2 separate regions of the Homo sapiens genome follow, and region 1 is linked to region 2. Evidence: chromatin loops called from intact Hi-C (ENCODE). Cell type or tissue: dorsolateral prefrontal cortex. All regions are shown on one strand. Each heading gives the region's core, and the rest is flanking DNA. Links, peaks and the distances in the headings are about the cores only. Region 1 overlaps SH3GL3 (SH3 domain containing GRB2 like 3, endophilin A3). Region 2 has its middle 8.9 kb from the start of SH3GL3.

What was found. A loop is a pair of places that touch in the nucleus more often than their neighbours do. Peaks named below come from ENCODE experiments on the same cell type or tissue, not always from the same donor. Only the 100,000 strongest peaks of a DNase experiment are listed, where the experiment ranks them.
Region 1: a loop joins it to region 2, with 7 times the contacts of the local background. A loop is called at or near these places in 13 of 110 quality-filtered maps.

What each region holds. Positions count from the first base shown.
Region 1 is chr15:83,567,622-83,575,956 of GRCh38, forward strand. It overlaps SH3GL3 (SH3 domain containing GRB2 like 3, endophilin A3), which reads left to right. Exons shown (of 9, transcript NM_003027.5): 4 at 908-1,051; 5 at 4,944-5,077. Among named protein-coding and RNA genes, the nearest start is that of ADAMTSL3, 82 kb to the right of the region's middle. In dorsolateral prefrontal cortex, for the core only: CTCF peaks have their summits at 4,678 (motif pointing left) and 4,889; a DNase peak (open chromatin) is centred at 4,368; H3K27ac peaks cover 7,713 bases.
Region 2 is chr15:83,434,309-83,442,643 of GRCh38, forward strand. No RefSeq gene overlaps it. Among named protein-coding and RNA genes, the nearest start is that of SH3GL3, 8.9 kb to the right of the region's middle. In dorsolateral prefrontal cortex, for the core only: CTCF peaks have their summits at 2,454 (motif pointing left), 2,654, 4,566 (motif pointing right) and 4,767; a DNase peak (open chromatin) is centred at 4,583.

The DNA.
Region 1 (8,335 bases), core at 289-8,288, 130 kb after region 2:
ATGATTCTGCCTCCTAAACAGCAGCACCTGCCTGCCATAATACTGAAAATCATTAGGCTCAATCAGTCCTTGGGAGCAGAGTGTGTGTGTGTGTGCGTGCGCGCGCATGTGGTGTGTGTTAATGACCAGTTGGTTGTTTGAAATATCCTCCTCGGCAATTCTATTTTTGTTTACATTTAAACAAACAAACAAAAAGCATGTCAGTGTCACACAGGTGTCAGTGTCTGACTTCACGTGTCAGCAACTGCAAGCTTTCCAAAGGGTCTCACTCGAGGGGTGGTGCTCAGGAAAGCCTGGTCACTATTATTTCAAGTCAGCAATGTGCCCCATCATTTCTTTTTTTTTTTCTTTCTTTCTTTCTTTCTTTTTTTTTTTTTTGAGACAAAGTCTCGCTCTTGTCCCCCAGGCTAGAGTGCAATGGCGCGATCTTGGCTCACTGCAACCTCCGCCTCCCGGGTTCAAGCAATTCTCCTGCCTCAGCCTCCCGAGTAGCTAGGATTACAGGCATGTGCCACCACGCCCAGCTAATTTTTTGTATTTTTAGTAGAGACAGGGTTTCTCCATGTTGGTCAGGCTGGTCTTGAACTCCTGGCCTCAGGTGATCTGCCGGCCTCGGCCTCCCAAAGTGTTGGGATTACAGGTGTGAGCCACTGCGCCCAGCCGATGTGCACCATCATTTCTATGGTTCATCGTGGCTGCGGAACAGTGCACTTAGCACCCACCTTGGTAAAGAACCTAGAAAATTACCTGAGAAAATTAAATAGTTCACACACAATTGTTTCAGGCCTCAGGTCTCTGGCATTTTGTTTAAGGTGACCTCAGTTTTGGCAGCTGCGTTTATTAAATTCTATGTACCTGTCACTCCACCTTGTAACTTTAAAGAATTACAAATGACAATGTTTTTAAGCATACAGAGCTAAGCTAGGAATGCTGAACACTGTGTCGAAGATCCGAGGGCAGGTGAAGACCACAGGATACCCGCAGACGGAAGGCTTGCTGGGGGACTGTATGCTGAAATACGGGAAGGAGCTCGGGGAAGACTCCACCTTTGGTGAGTTATTCAGAGATCAGCTGGGGGAGCTGAGAACTCCTCCAGTATGGTTTTAGGTTATACACAAACCCTTCAGTCTAACAACCTTTGTTATTTTTCCATATTACCAAAGTAATACATGTTAATTGCAGGAGGTTTAGAAAACATAGGTAAGTAAAATAAAGAAAAATGCTAACATCACCCATAATCCCATATCCACCGATAGGCCCAATTAAACTCTGTTGTGTATCTTTTTTTTTTTTTTTTTTTTAGACAAAGTCTATGCCCAGGCTGGAGTGCAGTGGCGCGATCTTGGCTCACTGCAGCCTCCACCTCCCAGGTTCAAACGATTCTCGTGCCTTAGCCTCCCGAGTAGCTGGATTACAGGCTCAAGCCACCATGCCTGACTAATGTTTTGTATTTTAAATAGAGACAGGGTTTCGCCATTTTGGCCAGGCTGGTTTTGAACTCCTGACCTCAAGTGATCCGCCTGCCTCGGCCTCCCAAACTGCTGGGATTACAGGAGTGAGCCACTGCACTTGGCTTGTTGTGTATCTTTTATGCCTTGTTTATTCTTATATGTATTCATATGTACTTTTAAAAACTACAGTAAGGCTATAGTACATATACTCTTTGGTAACACTGACTATATAATGATCCATATCGTAAAATAATTAATCTTCCATGATATTGTTTTTAATGGCTACATAATATTCCATGTATCATAGTTTGTTCAGTCAATCCCATTTACTAAATAAATGTTTCTTTATGTAAAAACATTTTACATAGCATTTACAATAACCATTTTCATAGGTAAATCTTTGGGGATATCCAAAATTATATTCTTTGACATAATTTAGATAACATGTCTAGTATAAAATTGCTGAGTCAAGAGTATGCTTATTTTTCAGGTTTTGAAAGCATATTCCCAACCTACCCTTCAGAAGGGTTACACTCATTTGACACTGTTGCCAGGAGTGAGTGAGGGTATATTTCTCTACATAGTTCCTAACCCTAGAGATTATCTTTTTAGTTTACTTTTAAATAACTGATCATTTGATATGTAGTATACAAAAATGATATCTCATTGCTGTTTTAACTCCATCTTTTGGATCACGTGTGAGGTGGAATTTTTATTTGTGTTTGTCATTGTTTTTGTGAATTGTGTGTTTGTGTCCTTAGCCTGCTTTTGCATCAGGAGGTCCATTTTTTCCCCCCTGTCTCATGAGCTCTTTAAATGGTCAGGATATTTGCTCATTGGCTGTCTTGTATGTTGATGAAGCTTTGTCCCAGGTAAGCATTTGCCTTCAGACCTTGTATATGAAGGTCATTTCAATGGAGAGAGATTTTTATTTTTTATTTACTGAAGCTCTTTAGTCTTCCTATATGGTTTCTAGCTTTTTGGAATCATGTTTAGAAAATCTTTTTCATCCCACTCCCTGGCAAATGATATAAACGTTTATTTATACTTGTTTTTGAATCCTGTATTTTCTTTTATTGCCTTTAAATTTCCAAGCTCCTGCATTTATTGGAGCTACAGTGCAATAGGGTTCTAATTTTGTTTTCTAACAAATAAATAGCTTGTTTCAGTACTGTTGAAAAGTCCAACTTTCTCCTGATGATTTGAAATGATTCTTTTATTATAGGCTAAATTATTATACATTAAATTTGTTTATGGTCTTTCTCTTCCGTTTCTTGATCTGTATCCTGTTTTGATTCAGTGTCATATTGTTTTAAGTATTGAAGTTTTAAAACATACTTTAATATATTATTTACTAAAAATTTAGGTATTGTATTGCAAAAAGTTCACAGACACACTTACTGGTTTTATTTTTCCAGGTGAAACTTAAGTCCCTTTTATTTAAAAAAGTCATTAAATTTTGATTGAGATTCATTTAAATTAATACATTAAATTGAGGATGAATTGGATTTAATATATTAAGTATTCCCAAAGAATTTGGCATATTTGCTATTCATATAGTGGTAACAAGGCAGGAGATGGAAGAGATGGAAGTTGAGAAATCAAATATTTGGCCACAGTAATCATTCTAGGAAATTGGAGGAAATATCTTTTGAAAAAAATGTTAAAACTCAAGCATTAAAACACGAATTAATTAGTGACAAAGGGTAATATTATCCCTCAGAGCAGTATAATGTGAATTTTATTTTATTCTAAGGGCCAATGGGGACAAGATGGCCTATTTCTTACTCTGAAGGCACATCAGTGAAGGGAGCAGGTGAAACTGCCAGGCAGGCCTTGAAATCCAAGGACACTCCTGCCGTGCATCTGGCCTTGGCGACAGCCAGACAATTTGGTAGCTTCCCAGGTGCTCGGCAACCGAAAAAAACTTGGGATGAGGAAGAGAGCTGATGTCAGCAGGGCATCAGGAACAGATGGATTTCTGCTCTTCCAAGGAAGAGGCTGTGCCGTTGGATGTTTTCTTTTGGGGGGCCACATACTGGGACCTCCTACAGTACAGAAACCTCAGTGGGTGGAGGCTGAGCCCCACACCCGTGGAATTCGACAGCGCCAGTCTCAGGCAAGGAGAGGGAATGTTGATTCCAGGGAGGTGGCGGCCCATGTTCAGAGCATCATCTTTGGAGTCTACAGTGTATTTGAAAATGTTTCTGTCAAGGCGAAATGAGCTGACATTGTGAGACACTGGCACTGGTGGCAGAGGGGCTGTGTAGGGGGTCAGGCAATACCATTTCTCACCATTTGGGCAGGAAAGAGTCCACAGGCTAGGAAGGGACATTTCGTCTTCATTTAGGAATTATTTAGACACACTTTGGAGAGTTGAGCTAAGGAAATGTAGCTTCCAAGGAGGAATGAAGCTACCACTGGGTCCGTATGGAGTCCTGGGAAGCCTTAGTTTAGAGTAACGGTTCCTACTTCTGTTTTGCAAGGTCCTCTTTAGTATCTTTCTGTTTTTTTTTTAAGGGAGGTGAGGCACATGTTGCCATCTCTATTTTACAGGTAATTAAGTTGTCCATGCCCTCACCTGGTGGGTGAAACAACTCAAAGGTCAGACTTAGGCTGGGCTTTACGGTCTTCTTCAAGCCTAGAAATGGAGCAACCCAATCTCCATCTTTTTACAAGATCAATTTGGAAAAACCCAAATATAGGAAAAATAGTTCATTCTAGTGCAGCATTTCCCAGGGATGTTTTCTAGAGACCCTGCAACCCTCATTGTACAGAGAACTAGAGGGCACCTGGTTTGCAGTAATCTGGCAAATTACTGCCGATTAACCGGACTGAGATAGCACACTGTAATCCAGGAAAAACTACCTGCCACTACCCGAGCCAGGAAGGCTGGCCTGGGCTCCAACGCACCAGCAGACCCCCACCCCACCCTGCTGACAGGATGTCCCATGTGACACTGGCAGGCTTTCTTTGACATCAGAGAGGGCAGGGAGGCTTAGAACCTTCTAGAAGGATACGGGGAGTAGCCTTGAGAAGATCCCACGGCTAGAAGCTGAGATGTTTTGTTGGTTTATTTCTATTGTAATTTTTACTGGTTAACACTTAGCCCCATGAGTGAATCCTTTCATTGTTTACAAAGAGATTTTATTCTCAAGCTTCTAAGGAACCCTCCGTGCCAGTTTCCCAAATTACCAGTTTTTTAGAAAGGATCTTTATCCCCATCTAGTGGTCCAAATGGTAAGTACTTCGGTCTGCTAGCCTCAGTTGTATTTTCTGTAGTGGTGAAAGTGCAGACCATAGAGAGGAAAATACAGAAAATAGGAAGCCTTGCTTTTTCTTTTTCATTCTGATCCAGGATTCAGAGGTCCCGGAGCAAGGACCTTGCTACACCATCATCCACACACTTTTGGTAAAGAATGAAATAAATAGCACTGTTAACCTGGAGTAGTGTTCCCAAAGAACCTTTTGTATTTATGTTTTCTATTCAAGGCAATGCATTGATAGAAGTTGGTGAATCCATGAAGCTAATGGCTGAGGTGAAAGACTCTCTTGATATTAATGTAAAGCAAACTTTTATTGATCCACTTCAGTTACTACAAGATAAAGATTTAAAAGAGATCGGGGTAAGTCTTCCAGGGTATAAATATACCTGTTGCTACATAAGATGATGTTTATATTTAAAATCACTAGAACGTTTCAGCAGACTGAAAGCATCATCTTATGATGCTTGTGGGTAGGGTAAAAATGACTCAGTTCTATTTTCCTGGGCTCACTGGGAAAGAGTGCCAGGATCCATTAGTCCTATCTGCCCTGGAGATGAAGCAGGATAATGGGAGGGAATGTAAGCCATGTTCTTTCAGCTGGAAATTCTGTATTTAGTTGAAGCCAGCTCTAAGCCAGGCTAAACAAAGTAATTACATAACTTTATAGTGGATTTCTTATTATCAAAATCGTACCATAGTTGCATGTTTTGATGCGTTGCCCTGGTGGTCATTATTTTCCATTACTTCTCAAGAAGATCAATACCTAGAAATTGAATTTTTCATTTGGAAAACTGTTAAAAATGGCGTGCATGGGAATTTTCAGGTACCTGGAGATAATTGCATGCCACTTGCATGGTGGCATTTTTGTAGATGTGCAAAAACAGCCCCAAGACTTCTACCCCACCAGTGACTTCCACTCTGGAGGTACAAGCACCGTCTTATGGATATGTACAGAAGATGTTCCTCCAGGTGCCTTCAGCATGATCTCAGCTTGGAGGTCATTTGAGCCTTGGGCATATCCTGTTTTCCCTTCTTCAGACCTATTGATTCTCAAAGTGTGGTCCCTGGACCAGCAACATCAGCATCACTTGTGAGAAATGCAAATTCTTGGGCCCCATCCCTTATCTCCTGAATCAGAAATCTTATGGGTGAAGCCCAGCAAGTCTGTGTTTTATAAAGTCCTCCAGGTGATTCTGATGCACGCTAATGTTCAGAAACCACTGTTCCAGCCCATCCTTTCCAGAACTCGAGGGGGAAGTGTGAACCCCCACTGGTCTAGCCTATGTGACAGAGATGAGGCTGGTGGGATGTGTGAGCTTGGGTGGCCTTCCCTGCTTGGACCGTGGGCCTTGAGGTGGCTCCATATTCCAGGGGCCAGAGAAGGAACTGATGGATGTCAGATTATTGGTTCTTCCTTTGTTCATTTATTTATTCATCCATCAACTGTGTATAGCCTGCTCTGCCCTGCTACAGTGGTGGTGGGCACTGGCCATATGTGGCTAAACAAGACCTGGTGCATGCCCTTGTGAAGCTCACAGGTGTAGGGTAGAGAGACAAGTAAACAGATACCATGCACTTTGACAGTTGTTGGAGAGATGAGCCCAGGGACATGAAGGAGAAGCACCTCTTTCAGCCTGGATGGGTCAGGGAAGGCTTCTCAGAGGAGGAGAAGCTGGCTAATGCAGACTGGGAGACTGGGGTGGGCAAAATATCCAGCACAAGCTGACCAGAGGGCCAGGGCTGTGAGAGCAGGCAGGCTCGGGGACCTCGGTTGTGTGATATGGCCAGGGGATAGGGTGTGTAGGGGTGGGGGTGCAATGAAGGGAGGAAAGGCTGAGAGTCACGGAAAGCCCTGGATGCCTGTCCAGGCAATGTATTTAGAATTTCTGCTGAAAGCAAAGGGTATGAGGGAGAATTCAGGAAGTTTGAGTGAGAAATGAAAGCATCCATTCAGGAGCTCCCTAAACATCCCATTCCCCACCTGCACACCCCTTGGCCCCGACACTCATACCATCCTCTTCTTCCATCTCAGGGGAAACATGTCCCTGTTGCTCTCAAGCCAGTCCTCCTCTGGGCCGCAGGGTCTGTCACCTCTCACCTCCTCAGGGCCGTTGTGACATCCATCGTCCTCTCTGGTGTATCTTCATTCTTTCCCTTTCTGTCTGTTGGCTTCTTCCTGTTAACATTTACACACAGCACAGCTGCCCTTGACCCCTGGTGTCACATCTCACTCCCTCCTGTCCATTCTCCAGCCCACAGCCAGGGCACCCTTTCTGAGCTGCAAACCTTCCTGGCTGCCCACTGACAGTGGGGTGAAGATATAGACCCTCAGCCCTTCACAGCCTGGCCCCTCCTTTCCTCTGTGGCCTTATTGCCACCCCTTCCCCACATGAACTCTGCCCAGCCTCACTGAATTATTTCCAGCTCCCTGGTGACGTTTTGCTTTGTGCTTTCTCGCTATTTGCTGTCTTTGTCCTTTCACCCCTTCTCCTGGCTGTCACCTCACCCCTCAGCTCGGATGTGCTTTCCTTTGGGAAGCTGTTTGTTCTTTCGCTAGACTTCGTGGGGTATCCCTTCTGTGCCTCTGTGTCATGAGCACCGTTGCTTACCTTTTGCTCATGTTGGGCAGTCCATTCCTCGGGGTGAGTGATCGTGGTTTGTTCCTTGTAGTCACAAGCCTCCCACGTGGTTTGTGCTCACACATTATTTTATTTTTTTAATTTTAATTTTTGTGGGTACGTAGTAGGTGTATATGTTGGTGGGGTACAGGAGATGTTTTTGCAAATTATTTTTGAATGGTTGATTCTAGAGAAGTGACAGTCTGGGTTCTGGGGATGCCAAAACATCTCCCCCAAATGCACAGTTGTAAAACCAAATGCCTCCTTTGCTGACATATAGCAAGTTTTATTTCTTCTTGTGCTGTCATCATGGAGGAAGGTCATATGAAAAGTCAGCATTGCTCCTCCACCTGGCCAACCACAGACACATATGTGGTCCTGAGTAGTAAGTGGGTGAAATGTGTAAAACACACTTATTCTGAAATGTTGCAGTTCTCTATGCAACAAAATAGTTTTCTAAATGCCATCTTGTTACTCAGCTGCTGTTTGATACAGAACTGTAAATCTAAACTTAAATTATGTGGATGATGGAAAGTTAAGAGTCCAAGGTTTAGGAAGCCTTTCATAGTCTCAGCTATGCTCTGTGTCGCTCAGAAATCAGGGGTCAGGGGCCTGTTCATTTGACATACGGCTGACTTTCAGGTGTTCATGTAGAGGTACAGAGGGATTAGGGACCAGCCCAAAGTCACAGAGCAAAGAGAGAGATGTTTCTGACTCTCTGGGTCTTGTGTGCTCTTTTCACTGAGTCATGGAAGTTAGAAGCAGTGCTTCCTGCTAAAATGAATAGTGCGAGCTATCCCCATGCTTCAGTGGGATGATCAGTTTCTACATACACTTTCGATGCCTGGTATCTGATTTCCGAGGATTATAGCCATAAACTCTCCAGGGACCCCTCCCTTGTCCTGTATAGCTATCCCACTCAGCACTGTTTCTGACACGGGGTCTCTCTGCTTGGACACAAACTGTGATGGGAAACCTACTGCTACGCAAGGCAGCCTGT
Region 2 (8,335 bases), core at 87-8,086:
AGGTAGAGAAGAGTCTCAAATTATTTTCCTGAAACTGAAGAACTTGGAAAATGAGTTGGGGCCAGGTCTGGAACATCCAGCATTTGCTACCTTAGGGCGGGCATGCTCCCCTCCTGGGGGGATGTGTGAGGGCCACACTTTCCTGGAAGTGAGCTGCAGAGAGAAGAGGAGATGGGGGTCCTTTTCCCCACAATCAGAAGGAAGTATGAGAGGAAAACGCAGGTTCCCAGGATCACATTCAAGTGGAGATGAGGGGGCTGGAGGGAACTAACACCAGCTGGACACAATTTTCTATATAGAAATCAGGTGAGGTCATCCCACAAGTGTCAGTCGGGGGAAGGGCAAAAGCAGAATGGAAAACAGGAGAGGACGGGTTGTTTTTGAAGTTTTGAGCCTTAAATGTATTGCACGGGGGTGGCCAGGATTAGGTGATTGGTGATTTGTTTTGTTTTTAAACAGAAGTGATGGACCTGCAAAGGAGAAAATTCAGGGCATTTGTGCATTGTCATTGATTTAAGCATTATTATTTAATTCCTCTTTTAAAACTTTCTGCTAGATGTAGTCAAAAGCTATGAACTTAATGTAGTTTCTTCATGCATATAGAAAAGTGCACATATTTTAAGACTAGGACTCAATGGACTCACAGAATTAACCCTCGTGTGCACACAGACTGAGAATTCAAATATTAGCGGCACCCATGGCTTCATCGTGACCCGTTCCTGTCAGGACTGCCTCTCCTAAGGGTAAACAGTATCCTGATTTCTAACAGCTTACATCAGTTTTGCCCAAAACGAAATGAACTTTGAAGTCAGTCCCTTCCTGCTCTGCAAACCCATGGGTAAGATTTTTAAGTCATTCAGTGGCTTCTCAAAAATTGTTTTGTGTGTGGGCAGTTTGTCAGGTTCTGTACTAGTTTCGTGGGCGGGGGGGGGGGGTGTGTGTGTACAGAAGCGGGCAAGGTAAACTTTGTCTTCCAGAAGCTTGACCAAAATGAGCTGGCAGAGCACGAGGAGGCTGGGTGCGGAGTGTGTGCGTCGGCACCCTGAAAGTCCTCCATCACTTCAGCTGCACTGGCTCTCCTTCCCCAGAGGGAGTGGGCAGGAAAGGGTCAGGAGTCAGGCAAAGCCACAAGGATGGAACAGTGCCAGTGAGTCTAACACAGGCTTACTAAGCCAAATTTTCCAGCTCAGGGTCTGGTAGTGAGGAGAATAAAGCCATCCGTCACTACAGTGAAATAAAGATCACATTAAGGCACAAAGTAATCCAGTCTCCAAATACACACCATGTAATACTAAATGAATAGTCTTGCATTTCTCTGGTCAGGGAAAAGCACTTGAAGGAGTCAGAGGCAGGGACTCACTAGACTCCAGCCACTTCTCTAGACTCCTGCTTTTCCTAAGACCACATGGGACACTTTATGGAAAGCTGCCCATGTGTTTCAAATGTGAGCTTCTATAGAATAAAAACCTTCATCTCTACTGACTTGGCTCCCAGCACAAGGCCAGACACTCTTAGGTGCTTAATAAATGTGTGTCAAATAAATGAAGCAATGAATGAAACCTAGTGTGCTTTAGAGCAAGGAATAGTCAAGTGCACCCAGGTCCTGGTTCTCTCCAGGCCAATGTGCGGGCTTCTGTAGCCACAGCCTGTGAGGCGAGTCAATCACATTTTGTTGCGTAACACTTCATCTTTCCGAGCTCTGTCTCCTCATCCCTGACTTGGTCACGCATATCTCAAAGAGTGGCCATGAGAGTGCACCGTGGGCCTGGCACGTTCTGTGCACACTGTGAATTCTTTCCCCTCGCATATCCAGGGGCCTCCTATGGCCTGGGCTGTGGAAGGTGGCTGCAGGCCACTAGTTCTGTGCTTCATGGGTTGGGGCATATTCTATTCCTTGGACAAAATCTGGCAAAATCAGGCTCAGAACTTTATACCCACCAGGGCCAAAGTGATGATGATATCAGCCTCTAAAGTTTACCAGCAGAGATGCTAACCCAGAAGAGAAAAAATGCCATCCCCATGGCCAAGGGAAAGACATAGCTGGTACTCAGCTATTTTCCATCCAGTCAATTTATCGAACTCAGGAGCTGTTGGCTGTGCATGTTCACTATTCATGTAACGAAGGTGTGTTAAGTAGAAAAACTGCATCCTGGGTCTCTGTGAGACTGATGGGGACTTGTCACCTACAGCCTTGCTACTAACTGTGGTCCCAGACCAGCAACACTGTCATCACCTTGGAGCTTGGTAGAAATGCAGAGGCTCAGGCCTTGGGCCCTCGTGCAGACCCAGGGAAACAGAACCTGCATTCTAACCGGTGCCCCAGGGGATCCACGTGCACATTAAAGATTGTAAAGCACTGCTTTAGAGAGCGATGGAATCACCCTGGACAGTGTGCATTTTAAAGCTCCGCTGTTTTACTTTCAGGTCCCTCACTGCCCCCTATAGACCGTAATCCTAACAGTAATAGACTAACTAAAATACAAATCAACTCAGGGATAGACACTGTCTAAACTTTTCTTGTATGATTAGAGGCACACATAACACAAGGGGGAGATTCCTGAAATACCAGATGCTAAGTACATTGCTGCTACATTTGCAAATGCAGCAGCATCTTACACTAAAAGGGAACCACAATTTCTTTTCACAAGGACAACTGAAAAGAGAAATATAAAGTCAATCTGGGGATTTATTTTTTTTCTATGACTCATAGAAAAATGGGTAGAAAAAGCACACTTTTTAGTGGCCCAGCAAGCATTTTGGCCTTAAAATTAAATGTGTCATTCTTTCTGGATTTTCTTAGAATAATTTAGTAAAATACAATTCTGTAACTATTGCCTCTGAGTCTTGATGACTGGTGTCTTCAATGCATTCATTTAGCATATTTTGTAAAAAGAATTTGACATTTTTTCTCAAAGGGGAATGGGGACAATGGGCACAGTTAAAGCATTAGTACCAGTTGGTGACTGGAGTAGACAGGTAGAGGAGTTTAAGCAAGCTTAGACCGGTGGGATCTAGGGCAACAATCTCCCATGGCCAATGAAGGCCAGAGATTTCTATGTAACCCTGACCAGTGACCAGGAAAGGATCAAGCCATAGGTAATAATGCTACTAATTAAACGTCTCGTGCATTTAACGGCGCTTCCTTAGGTCCTACAACACCTGTGAGGACATTGTTATCAATCTCATAGTGCTCTTAAGGGGCCAGGGCTCCCACAAGATCAGGGACAAGGCCACATTAGATGGGAACTTCCTATCTTTTGTGACAGCTGCTGTGGACACCTGGCCAGATGTCCCCACGAGAAGACCCTATTTCCTGTGCTCCCTCCGCTGCTGACCATCACGGCAGGATTCCCAGCTGTTAGTGCAACCTCTGGCTGCAGAGAAAACACACCGTTCCTTGGAGGTCAGTACTAGCAGGACCACTGCTCACTTCCCCCTGAATGCACAACATGACAATGACCTCTCACATTTTCTTGGCCCTTAACACCACCTACTTTTACCACCACTCCTCTTTAATCATCACCCCCAACTTCATGTTAAATCTGATACATTATTTTAGGTGCTTGTCTGCTCTATTCATGGTTATTTATTTATTCATTAACTGAATATTTATGTTTTTTGAGCCGCTCTAGGACTCCAGCTATTCTCTGGTATTGGGAGGTTGCAGTAAATAAAGCAGATTAATTCTCTTGCCCTTCTAAAGCTGCGTTGTCCAACACAGTAGCACTAGCCACGTGTGGCTATTTAATTTTAATTAATTAAAATTAAATTCAAAATGAAAGCATCCATTGTCAACTTTTCAGTGATTGATAGCCACAGTTGGGTAGTGGTTGCCAATATTGGACAGCACAGATAGAGAACATGTCCATCATCATAGAAAGTTCAACTGGGCAGTGCTGCTTAATAGTGCTTTCACTCACTCTGGTAGTGGGAGATAAATGACAATCTAAAACATATATATGTATGTGTATATATATACATATATACTAAAATATCAGGTAGATAAAGTGCCATGGAAGGGAATAAAGTGAGTAGAGGGAATAGATAGAAAATGATGGCATTGTGTGCTTTTTGTTGTTTTTGTTGATTTTTAGAGACAGAGTCTCTCTCCGTTGCCCAGGCTGGAGTGCAATCATAGCTCACTCCTGCCTTGAACTCCCGGGCTCAAGTGATCCTCCTGCCTTGGCCTCCCAAAGTGCTGGGATTACAGGTGTGAGCCACTTCGCCCAGCCGGGGACTGCTATTGTAACCATTGACTCTAGTGGTCACTTCCTTTTTCTCCGAATTCCTCCTCTGGTAGCATGATACCATTTTCTATGTGTTCTTCTACCTATATGGCTGATGCCATAGGGATGGGACAGCTCTTCTTGAGATTCTTCCAGTAAGAACTGAAAATTTCTGTGGCAACATTTTTGCATGCCACACCATTAAAATGAGCTGTTGTGTCAAGACTCAAGATGCTAGTGTGCTTTTTTAAAAGTTAGAAGTAAACGACATGAAACTAACCACTATAGACTCACAGTTCAGAAAGGCTTACCTCTGTCGCTTCTCAACACCACCACAAGGTGGCAGCAGGGGTTTATGAACGCCATCTGCGTCGCTCGGCTAATTCCTCATCCCCAACACAAACTTTTATGCATCTCTTTAGTAGAAGTGAAAAATAAATCCTCCAGGGTAAAATATGGAAATGTAAAATGGCACCTATGTAATTAACAAAGGCTAATTGGAATTACAGCATGGCCCAGAATTCTAACTGAATGTTTGTTGATAGGTTCCGGAAAAGCAGAGTCAAGCATTGTAGATAACTATGACATGCATTAATTCCCTTTTGCCTTTACTATTGAGATGCATAGCAGTTGTGCAGTGTGCTCTTTACCCCATCCTTTTTTTTTTTTTTTTTTTTTTGAGACAGAGTCTCGCTCTGTCACCCAGGCTGGAGTGCAGTGGTGCCATCTCGGCTCACTGCAACCTCTGCCCTGGGTTCAAGTGATTCTCGTGCCTCAGCCTCCCAAGAAGCTAGGTTTACAGGCAAGTGCCACCACACCCACACACCCAACTAATTGTGTGTGTGTGTGTTTTTTTTTGAGACGGAGTCTCGCTCTGTCGCCCAGGCTGGAGTGCAGTGGCGCGATCTCGGCTCACTGCAAGCTCCGCCTCCCAGGTTCACGCCATTCTCCTCAAGGCTGAGGGTTCACACCTCAGCCTCCCAAGTAGCTGGGACTACAGGCGTTCGCCAACACTCCTGGCTAATTTTTGTATTTTTAGTAGAGACGGGGTTTCACCTTGTTAGCCAGGATGGTCTCAATCTCCTGACCTCGTGAATCGCCTGCCTCGGCCTCCCAAAGTGCTGGGTTGCAGGCGTGAGCCACCGCGCCCGGCCTCATCCAAGTAATTATATTTTTTAGTAGAGACAGCGTTTCTCTATTTGGCCAGGGTGGTCTCGAACTCCTGGCCTCAAGTGGCCTGCCTCGGCCTCCCAAAGTGTTGGGACTACAGGCGGGAGCCGCTATGCCCGGCCCCATCCTCATTTTTAAACAAATAAAAATACTTCAGATTTTTCCTCTACATTTTAAAATGAAAAGTCTTTCTGGCCTTTTCTTAACTGTCAATTGATTTTCCCTCAGCTTCTTGTAAAACAATAAGCAAAGAAAATCTGTACGTTTGTTCCCAGTTGTGATCTTGTGAGTTCAAGGCAAATTGCCATGTTCAACATCTGGGATTCATCATGTCTGCTGTTACCTCATCGGTGGGCACACATCTTTCCCAGATGTGGAAAAAAAAAACAAAAAAACACCTATGAAGTTACAAGGAAAGCAAAAACAGTATCTGTGCTTTCAGCTTTCTGCTGCAGCCAGGTATGTGAGGGAATTCAACTGAGAGAAATAATGCTTCTAGATCTGGTTTATCTAAATACTTGGCACACTGCACAACTGCTATGCAGTTAGTGGGCCAAAGCCCCACCCTTTCATGCACAAGTAACCCAGGAGGCCTCCTAAGAAGAAAGTTTGGGTAAGAGATTTTTTTTTTTCAGGAAAAAAAGAGAGAGAGAAAGCTAGACGTAGAGAGGTCATGGTTAAGCTAACATTTTAAGGTTAATAGAAGGCATCAGTATTTGAACTTGGCTCTCCGAGGTCTGCCAGGCACTGCAATCTGGAGCGTGTATTAGGCTACAGGTTGATGAGTTGTTGTTGTTGTTTTTGTTTGTTTTTTGTGTTTTTTTTTTTTTGAGACAGGTCTCACTCTGTTGCCCAGGCTGGAGTGCAGTAGTGCAATCTCAGCTCACTGCAAACTCCACCTCCCAGGTTCAAGTGATTCTCCCACCTCAGCCTCTGAGTAGCTGGGACTACAGGTGTGCACCACCACGCCCGGCTAATTTTTTGTATTTTTGGTAGAGACGGGGTTTTGCCCTGTTGCCCAGGCTAGTCTCCAACTCGTGGCCTCAAGTGATCCACCCGCATTGGCTTCCCAAAGTGCACTGGGATTACAGGTGTGAGCCATTGCGCCTGGCCAGTGAATTTTTTAATGACATTAAATTCAATTCAAGGCAAGTGGAAGACACAAATCCCATATCCATGTTTCTTTGCCTCGTTTCTCCTCCTCCCGCCTTTTTTTTTTTTTTTTTTTTTTTTTTACAAGATGCTTCTCTAATGACTGTGTATCATGGGAGCAATGAAAACTGCATTTTACATACATATATATAGTATTTAGAATTGTTCAAATTCTTTGATGCACTAATTTTACATCTCAGAGTGGAGTCCATCCTAAGGAAAGTCCATTCCTAAATATAGAAAGAAAACTTTAATATGGAAAAAGATGTTTAATGTGGCATTATTTAAATCAGGAAAAATATGGGGGGTGGGAACCTTTACATGTGTATTAATGGAAAATAATCAAATATAATTTGATATATCTACAATGGTTTAAGTTGTCATTAAAATGTTGTGTGTGAAGACTAGACAATATAGGAAATGCTCAGTTAACTAAGAGAACAAAGAAAATACAGTATGCATAGTCATGTCACTGTTATGCTTAAATTTTACAGGAAAAATACTCTACAAGAAAAATATACCAAAATATTAAGAGTGATTGTTTCAAATATGATTCCAAAGGTAGTTTTTCCATCCTTTTATTTTTTGATGATTTCCAAATTTCCTCTAAATGTTATTGTATAATAGAAAATATATACTTATGAAAATATTTTGAATTTCAAACAGTTTCACAATTCTTTTATCTCAAAACTTGTTTTTAAATTCTCGTCACTCCATCTTTGCCCCCGTGTCTTAAAACCAACACTCTGCACCCTAGTCTCCCCCTGGTTCATTTGCTGTTTCAGAAAAAAGGTACTGGGCCCATTCTGGTCTCTGCCTGAGGGTTCTCATATGGAGCAGGAGGTGGTCTGAGTAGAAGGAGGTGATGAGGTGGCCCTAGTGGATGTGCTCTGACCATGGCTCATTCTAGTCATGCCGTGGCTTCCATAAAGTGTTTAATTATTGATGCTGATAGAGAATATAAATTCAAATATATTTTAGGTCAGTGGTAATCACTCATTGAGTAAAAATTAGATGAATAATTTCCAAAAGCAAAGAGGAAGAAAAAGCAAAGAAAATCTGAGTAATAGATAGATAATAATGATAGAAGAAAGAACTATGGCTGGGCATGATGGCTTATGCCTATAATCCCAACATTTTGGGAGGCCAAGGCAGGAGAATCACTCGGGCCCAGGAGTTTGAGACCAGCCTGGGCAACATAGTGAGACCCCATTGTACAAAAAAAAAAAAAAAAATCAGCTTGGTGTGGTGGCATGTGCCTGTGGTCCCAGCTACCTGGGAGGGAGAGGTGGGAGGATCACGTGAGCCCAGGTTGTGACTTCAGTGAGCCATGATTGTGCTATTGCACTCCAGAGCCTGGGTAACAGAGCAAGACCCTGTCTCAAAACAACAACACAACAACAACAACAACAACAACAAAAACCCAAAAAAAACCCAAAAAGGAACTATGTAGAAGAAAAATAATAACATACCACACAATGACAATTTTTCTTTTTGTAATAAATATAAATGCTTAAATCTCTCTAGGAAACGGCAAAGACATATTTTGGTCCAGAAACAAAATTAAATTTTACTCTGTTTATAGCAGCACGTGTCTACAACAAAATGAAAGGCCAAAAGACCAATTAAGACATAAGAAGCACATATACACAAAAAGTAAGGATACAAATATGGGTATGTGGCAAAGTAAAATAGAAGGCAAAAAGCTGTAAGTAGGACAAAATATGTTTTTTTCTACAGATAAAAGAAAAAATCGACAAGGAAGATATGACAATAATAAATACCTA